Regions from separate parts of the Homo sapiens genome. Here region 2 is linked to region 1. A link is a contact called in ENCODE POLR2A ChIA-PET data. All regions are on one chromosome and are shown on one strand. Each heading gives the region's core, a stretch centred on a gene start or an enhancer-like site at or near the end of the contact. The rest is flanking DNA. Distances are from core to core; before and after follow the strand shown.

Region 1 (4,555 bases), core at 1,298-3,797:
TTTTAATTATAATTCTGAATATCCTTTTCTTTTTTTTTTTTTTTTTTGAGACGGAGTCTCGCTCTGTCGCCCAGGCTGGAGTGCAGTGGCGGGATCTCGGCTCACTGCAAGCTCCGCCTCCCGGGTTCACGCCATTCTCCTGCCTCAGCCTCCCAAGTAGCTGGGACTACAGGCGCCCGCCACTACGCCCGGCTAATTTTTTGTATTTTTAGTAGAGACGGGGTTTCACCGTTTTAGCCGGGATGGTCTCGATCTCCTGACCTCGTGATCCGCCCGCCTCGGCCTCCCAAAGTGCTGGGATTACAGGCGTAAGCCACCGCGCCCGGCCCCTGAATATCCTTTTCTAATCATACTTCTTAAACATGCTAGTCTCTCCATATTAAGAATCACTGTTCTAGGTCCTACAGGTCAAAATATCAGGATTTCAAGACAAGATTGCAGACTTCAAAGGTGTCTTCCCTAATCTTTTCATTGGTACATTCATTTCATCCTAATGAAAAGAGGATGGATTCTAACAGAAATGGTGAAGACTTACTTTGAATTATAATACTAGGCGAACACATCAAAGCTGAATATATCAGCCAATCTACAGGAGAGAACTGTCAACATATGAAGGAGACAGCTAATTGGCTCTTCTATGCAAAGTCAGCTTTTAAAATGACAAACTCTTTTCTCCCAAGATAAAAGCATGCCCAAATGGCTACAAATTAAAGATTACAACACAGAGGAAGCTCGTACTTTCAACCTCTCTTGACAACAATTACAGTACTTTGGATTTAACTCAATGGCCTTAATTGGTATATACCAATTTTAAAACTGCCTTATTGTAATCCTGAGGTATGCTTTGAACTCTTGAGGCTTTCAGGAAAGGCATGAAAAGGCCCAAAATAAAATATAAAACTGAATCTCAATTTGCTGTCTTACACAGAAAGTTCTGCTTCTTCCCAAGATTTTTATTCCTTGTCTAGACTCTACACTAAAAAAGTATTAAGATTAAATGTTATTCTTTGAATTAACTACAAATATTGTGGAGAGGGAAGTAGAAATAAAATGAAAAACTGGCAGGGTAGTGGTGGTGGTGGTTGGTGGTCTAATGATACACTAATAGACCAGCAAGCTCACATAATCTAGAAATAATTTATTTTTCCCAACTTGCTCAATTGCTATTATCCACATTAATGGATTTTTTCGTTTTTAGTATTTCATAAATTTGTCTTATCTCTCCTACCTTCTAGTGTTCTTAGGTGCAAGAAGGTTGTGATGTGCCTTACAGAGAAAAAAATGTGTATTAGGTAAGTTTCTTTCATGCATGAGTTATAGTGTTGGCTGTGAGTTCAATGTTAATGAATCAACAAGCGGGTACATCCAAAATATGGAACAGGAAATCTGCTGATCTGTATGTGAGGCCTCCCCTGGAGAGAGCTAAAGTAATATCCAGAGTACATAATGAAGCTATAGATACAATGGAAAAGCAATTAAATCTGTGGATTCATGAGATGACAACCCATAAAAAATAAAAATCACAGTGGATAGCACTGATGTGAGGCTGAAAGCCAAAAACACTGTCACATTACACAGGGTCAAGAAAATGTTAAACCCTTCTCAACTAGTGTTTTATTACCAAGAAATATTGTGTATATTAGTAAGAAATATATATTAAATAGGCTGTCTAGACAGAAACACACATAAAAAAAGGTTATGCGTCAGCTGGCTGATAAAAATCTCTTGACCACAGCCTACAAGAACCTAATCCTGTATTTCCTCAGAAACAATGGCTCTGTATTCACTAATATGGTATTCACCATGACTTTACAGAACCTAACTATATACAGAGTATAACAAGTCCCTTCTTTGTTTACTTAAGCTTATTTATTTATGCTTGTTTGAATCAGGTTTCTTTCACTTGCAATAAAAAGAAACTCCTGACTGATAATATTAATAATGACATTATTAATAATAACAGCAGATAAGACCTGATTTGAGCTTACTCTGAGTCTGGTACTTTTCTATGTGCTTCACAGATGTTGGCTCATTTCATCTTCTATGAGACAGGTACTGCCATTATCTCTAATTTACAGATGAAGAAAGTGAAACTAACAAAAAAAAGATGAAGTAAAGGAAAAGAAAGAGACACTATGCTGTGCTGTATAGTAAGGAGCTTAGAAAGTAGATAACCAAAAGGCCAGACTTCCCAATGTGTCTGCACCACTCTCCAGAGAAAACAGGGACCCTGATCAGTCAACCTGGCTATCTGACCCGCTAAGTAATTCTTTCCTAAAAGTGGATGGGTGGATCAGATTCCATAACAGTTGTCACTAAATTCACCCAACCAATTGCCTTGCTTAGCAAGCAACCTTAAATAACTTGGTTTCTAGGGCAGATTCTACTACAGGGATAGAATACTGTGACCAGGTAACCAAAGCATCTCAGTCTTATTAGGATTTCTAATTCTCATTATTAATTTGGCGTCCTGGGTCTATCAGCTTTTTTTGTAGTTTATCTGGCACGAGTCAGTCCTTGAGAGTCATCTGAGTTCTGGGTGCTTTGGCCAAGCACAATCCTGTGTAAACAGCCTGAAGTATGGCCTCATCCCTGACTGACTAGTAAAAACAATTTATGAAAAAAGATAATAAAAAGGACTATTGTTCAAGAAAACTTCAAAAATTCTTCCAACTGAGTTACAGTAATGGAATCTTCAATTGGTCAAATAAAAACTGCCCACCAAGAGAATTAAATAGCAACCACAAAAAAGATGTGTATCTGTAAATAAACTATCAATCCTAACTATAAATACGGCCTAGGTCATCACAATGCTCTGCCGGAACTAAAGAAAAAAGCAACTAAAATCATCTAGCTTTCAGGAGAGAAGTTCAACACATTGGAGAGAAGCCAGCCATTAGCACAGCTTTCACTTCAAAGTACACTCCAGTTGGACCCCTAAATCTTGTAGCTGCTGATGTCCATGACTTTAAAGGTCTAGTTTCAGCAACGGTCTGCATCGCTGGGCATTTTGATCTCCAAGGTCCTTACACCCATTTTTCCTCATTCACTCTCTTGCTTGCTCCTAGAAGAGCAGAATCTTTTATTTTCCTTCAAAATACACAATTATGAAATTCGCTGCAAAATATAGGACTACACTTCCCTCAGCACCTACACCAGCCCCGCTTGGCTGCATTTCCTGCCTCTTATTTCCCCATGACAAAACAAAAGGAAGGACTACTTTTGAAGTACAACTTTCTCTCAATGTCAACCTGGCACTTTCCTGAGTCCTTCTCATCTATTCTTGGTAAGAGATTCAAGATAATCTTAGCAGAGCTTAAGGGTCAAAGGAACTAAAATCCAAGCCCTACATTAACCACGTTAGCTGTGAAACCTGAGGAAAGATGTTTACCCACCTTAAGCTCCAAAATCAGGAGAAGGTGCTAGAGTGTTGTGAGGATTAATGAGAAAATGCATGTAAAAAGGGCTTAGCATGGTGCCTGGCATGTAGTAGTAAGTGACCAGTAAATGTCAGCTGCTTTAGTCAATGTTACTCCTACTCCTAGTGCTCTTCTTTGAGATTTCAGCAGACAGGACAATTCCCAAAAGAGGATGGGATTGTGACTCCTGTCTTCCTCACTGCAATTAGCACTAGCTGCATTCTGCCAAATCTGCACTACAGCAAAGTAGCATCACAACCATCTGCCATAACTTTCATGAAAGGGATTTGAGGTTGATAGGAGGAAGTTTTTTTGTGTGCATTTGCTTTTAAATTCTGGAGAGGGCATGGGTGGAGGGCGGTGGGGAGATAAATCTCTTTTTACTAGCTCTAGTGAGTTGAATGCTAAACGACAACCTTCAGTTCCTAAACTTTGTCTTATGATAAGACTATGCGACTATGCACACAGCAGCCTAACAACTCATTCTTATCCCTTTGTTTGAAAGGCACTGAGACCAAAATAACACTCAGGCAGGACTTCTAATCTCATTTAAAATAGGGATAAGCTTCCTTTCAAGTAAGCTTAGAAGCAATTACCTGAATGTTGTATATATGAAGAGGGTCTCTTTCAACAGCAGGAAAAGACAATGTCCAAAACCTTCAGTGCTTTGCAGATACTCCCCAAATTCAGGCTTTAAATAAATGTAGGGCCAAAACTAAAATGCAGAATTAACTCTGGTAACAAAGAAGATTCATTTTAATGACTTGCCTTATTATCAAAAATGTTCCTACCAAAGACAGAAATGTCATAGAAGGCAAAGAGAAGTTTTCAACAACGTGAATCCACTCCTTGCTGTTTTCTCTCTCCTCCACTTTAGCTGGACTTTGGTCCTCTGACCCCCTCAGCCAACACAGGAAACACTCCTACCCTTCCCCGGATCATCCCCTCTAAGGTGGTGCCTTCTTCACTACCTGGTGCTAGGCTTTGTGAAGCTGGAAGAATGACTTCTCTGCAGTCTGCTTAAGCTGTGGACTGCCTTCAAAAGACACCAACGAGACTGGCAAGAATTGAAAAGTCTAACAATACCAAGTCAAGGATATACAACAGCCAGGGCCCTCATAGACAGCTGGTGGGAA
Region 2 (4,537 bases), core at 118-2,617, 160 kb before region 1:
CCTCCCGAGTAGCCGGGACCACAGGCGCCCGCCACCACGCCCGGCTAATTTTTTGTATTTTTAGTAGAGGCGGGGTTTCACCGCGTTAGCCAGGATGGTCTCGATCTCCTGACCTCATGATCCGCCCGCCTCTGCCTCCCAAAGTGCTGGGATTACAGGCGTGAGCCACCGCGCCCGGCCACTTGGCATTTCTATAAGACTTTAGTAGCTCATCAGGACCCGATTGATGGTATTTCATTTTATCCCAAATGTGAAGAAAATATGTCTCCATGCATCATTTCATGGAAATATAATAGTAAAAAGCCCTGGCTATTCCCTGATGATTTCAAAGTGGGTTGGTTGGGTGGCTATTAAAAGTAGCTGCAAGTCTTAAGTAGTGCTTTCAGCACAGAAACGTTTCTCATACATTAATGAAATCACTTATGATTTCCAGATGTTCTTAGTTTTTTCATTTAATGATAGTATATTTGCCAAAATACATTTCTAGCTATTCCTAAAGAAAATCTTGTGTACCCATCTGTGCTACTTAAGGAATACATTTGTGAGCAAACTGTTTCATAAACACTTTTGTTTATAATTGTGTGAGACAGGGAAGAGTGACAATGGTTGAATTTACAAATTACCCAGAGAGCAAGGCTTAAAAAAAAATTAATTCGAGTGCAGTTTGTTTAAACATAAAATTATTAATTTGAATATCAGCCTTTTGGGGAGGATCTCTCCATCCCTCAGATGTCCTAGCCTGGTGTGGGTGCCACCAATAAGCAAAACCAAGTGTAGCCAAGTATTTAATATTCAGAGTAGATGAATAGTAGGAAAACAAGTGACAGTTGCGTATTTGTAAGACATGAATTATGCATCACTGACTTGCCAGCTCTTGACTTTTTACTTAAAAAAAAAAATTGCTCCCTGTGTAATTTTGGCTCATTTCCAGAGTCCGTATTCTTTACTGCTAGCTGAGATGAGACGCCAATCCCCTGTGCTGTTTGAATTTGCGCAACAATGCTTTAATACCCAGAGCTCCTCCATAAATAGTCTGTTCTCCCAATACTCAGTGAGAAAACAACCACAGGAAATCTGGGAATGTGCAGCTAGCCCCGCTTAATTGATCTAAGCAGCCAGGGCCGGCAGGGGAGCTTTCACGTACACAGCCTCTATTCCTGGCTTGCAGGACTGTTTACCTAAGGGGCAAAGAAGTCCACCTGCGAAAGACACCATGTTGCTACTACAGCCTTAGCAACAGCAGTAGCCCGGTTTTCATTGTTGTTGTTTACAGTCATGAGAGCCATACTCCTTTAAGAAAACACCAAACTCCTTTCCCTCATTCCTGGCCCCAATCAGTAATCACCAAGACTGTCAGCTGCCTGCAGTTATCGGGAAGAGCAGCCTGGGGAAAGTTAAAGGAGCACAGATGGACAGTTGCTTTCTGCATGCAAGTGGCCAGCTAGGATCCGGGGGGCATCAAGCCATGATTTTTATTTCTGTGCTGGATGCATTAGCAGCTGTGACTTGGAAGGTTTTATCCTGAAGGAGTGGAATTGCTGCAGACGTCTTGGGGTTTTGGTGAGCAGTAGATATTTGGGGACATTGTGCTGTTATTGCAGAGCCCCACAATGAAGATCCAGGAGCATCCCAGCCTATCTGACACCAAACAGCAGAGAAATCAAGATGCCGGTGACCAGGAGGAGAGCTTTGTCTCCGAAGTGCCCCAGTCGGACCTGACTGCATTGTGTGATGAAAAGAACTGGGAAGGTAGGGTTGTCTGATACTTGGATGATTTGCTATCATTAAAGCATATATAAATAAGCACAAATGAGAGGCATGTAACTATGTGAGAGTGTGGGTGAAAGAGCTATGCATGCAGAAGTAACTGCATTTCCAAATGACCGAAAATCCTTGACCTGTCATAGGAATACCTCAGGGTAAATGTTGCTGAGGGCAGTTGCAATCTAAGAAAGAAAACATGCTTGCCCTTTATCATAGTGTCACCTTGCAGGCCTTTTTTTTTCCTTTGTGACTCACCGGGAGTGCTGATATGTGTATGTCTTTTCCCCCTCATAGTACCAAGCAGAGTAATAGGGAACCGGTGTGCTTTTAGGATTTCTACCTTCTGTGGCGCGATCCTCCCACTGCTGCATGCCAGTCGCCTGCCTCTTTCATGAAATCTCCTTCCCGTTTTGGTTTGCTTTGTTTCTATGTTCGTTTTTATGGATAGATTTTTTTTTCAGGTTAACAAATTTAAGGGATTTGCTTATCAAAAAGAACACTGAATACATGCATCTTACTGAAAGCTTGTAATACAGTGAGTGCTTTAGATTGGTTTTTTTTCCTAGAGACTTTTGGTGAAAACATTAGAAATGTACTTGCGAGGAAGAAGAGAGTAGCCTTGTCAAAATTGTGTTTCAGGGAGGATATTGCAGCAGTTTTATCAAGCTGCTTATTCTTTCATTATCCATGTGTCTGCATCCAAACACATACCAATGTGGATCCAAAATAAATGCCAGTCTACCTCTATACAGTATGTGCGTGACGGCTGCAAGGAGGGAAAAATTGTGCACCTGATTCCAATACAGCAGGATGACTTAACACAATGACTTACCAGGAGGTCTTAGCTGTGAAAAATCAGTCCCGTTTCAGCACGTGGATCTCCTTGTCTTCTCTCCCTACCCGCTTTCCTCTCTTTCTTAACCAAGAAGTTATCTTAATGACCTTAGATGAAGGATCAAGAGGAGAGTTGAAAAGACCACCAGGTGAAAAAGAGTAAACCCCATTTCTGGCATCCAGGGCTTTAGTGAAAACAAACTTTTTTATTCTAGTTCTGTCCTTGAAAGCTAAGAAACCTGTTCTAGTTATTTTTATATAATTAGGCAGTGGGTTTCAGATTTTGTCAGATATTTTCAGCTCAAAATGTATTCACTGAGCAGCAAAACGCAGGGTTGTTTAATTTGTAATTTCAGTTATATATTCCTGAGTACCTTTCTGTTCTTTCATTTTTGAGTACTGTGAAATAATCATGTTAGTTTTTAATTCATATATTAAAAACAACCTGTGCCCCCACCTCCCCCCAAAAAAGTCCCATAGTAGTCACTGTTACCCAAATAAAAGAAAAATACAGTAACCAAAAAATAAATGTTATATTTGTGTCTTAGTGATATGGTCTACCCTAAAGCTCTAGATAAAAACTAGGATTTTTGGTTAGAATTCAAATTAGCCACATTTTTTCTTTCTCCTGAAATGGACTCAGTTTGTTATTTTTATCTTGGTTAGTCATAAATTTATCATCTCTCTCAGCCACTTAAATAATGCTAATATAAAGCTGAGAATACTCTTCAGAGTGACTGAAAGCCAGCTTATAGTTTCCTTAAAACTATTTTATTAACATAAAGAATTTTCCTTCAGATAATAATTGAAGGAACCAGCATTTCATTTTAGAAATCTAGATGGATTTTTTTTTTAAAAAGTTATTGGAAAAAAATATGTTGCATTTCAATAGGCTTGGGAAAGTGGATTGTGTATTCCAAGTAGTTTTTGAAATAACTTTAACTTTTTGTTTTTGTTTTGCCATTACTGCGTTTGTCATTGAATGTACATATCTTTAAAATCTACATGAATTCACATCAAGGCCATTCTGATCATTTGATTACTGCTTTCAGTGACCTTTTTTTTTTAAGCTTATGTACTTATTGTAACTTTCCAAGTTACATTATAGCACTAATATAGCTATAAGTATAATGAAAGTAAGGAATTTTTGCATAAAACGAGAGCAATAAGTCTGATCACTAAAATATCACCTTTTTTTATAGCTAAAATAAGAAAATTGTGTCTTTCCAGTAAGGAATAAACTTTGCACGAATTTGTGAATGTGAAGCCAGTGCAACAAAATATGTAAACGAAAGTCATAATTACCAAAAACCTCCTGAACCAGTATCCACCTACAAGCCCCCATCACCAGTCTTCAAGGCACCATCCCCTCTTTTTTGGTTTGGTTGCTCCTTCCCATCCCCATACCATAGCTCCTACTCTCACATTAATGTGGAATCGCAGAATGTCAGGTGAAGCAATACTTAACTGCAGAGGCGAGCACCAGCAGGCTATTCACTAAGTACTGCCCCTCCACACAAAAATGATGTTCATTGGCTTCTGGGGCTCAGTATCAAGTAAACAAAAAGGGAAATGAAACTAATAAATAGATTCCGTAGGACATGTGGAATGGAACTCTCGCAAAGTGAATGTAGGATCCGAGTCTGGTCATGCTTATTGGCAAATACTAAGCATACTTTATCCTTTTTAAATATACATAGCTGTTTTATTATTTGATTTAGCCACATGACTATTATTACTAGGATTTCCAATCACCAGAGTTAAATGAATATACAGATTTAATGTACTATTCTGTGTTATTTAAAGCTCTTCAGAGTTGCATAATTAGAATGTTCCCAAGCAGTCAATTATGTTGATTTGAGGATACTCCTTGTGTAAGCACTGGGGTTTAAGCAGTCAGCTACTCTATTCAGTATGTCCTGATGAAATTAAATTTAAA

What was found. ChIA-PET counts read pairs that join two places held with the same protein, here RNA polymerase II (POLR2A).
Region 2: POLR2A ChIA-PET joins it to region 1 with 18 read pairs in activated T-cell. The contact joins two enhancer-like sites. POLR2A ChIA-PET finds 5 or more read pairs at or near these places in 2 of 52 experiments (WTC11 and activated T-cell).

The regions. Positions count from the first base shown.
Region 1 is chr4:88,597,548-88,602,102 of GRCh38, reverse strand. The region is part of intron 2 of HERC3 (HECT and RLD domain containing E3 ubiquitin protein ligase 3); the gene reads right to left. Among named protein-coding and RNA genes, the nearest start is that of HERC3, 7.3 kb to the right of the region's middle. RefSeq lists an enhancer at 302-992. Within about 2 kb of position 2,547, at least 9 of the 41 ENCODE cell types and tissues checked have a DNase peak (open chromatin) inside an H3K27ac peak, as active enhancers do.
Region 2 is chr4:88,755,966-88,760,502 of GRCh38, reverse strand. FAM13A (family with sequence similarity 13 member A) reads left to right here. Exons shown (of 24, transcript NM_014883.4): 14 at 1,602-1,749. Among named protein-coding and RNA genes, the nearest start is that of FAM13A-AS1, 48 kb to the right of the region's middle. Within about 2 kb of position 1,367, at least 5 of the 41 ENCODE cell types and tissues checked have a DNase peak (open chromatin) inside an H3K27ac peak, as active enhancers do.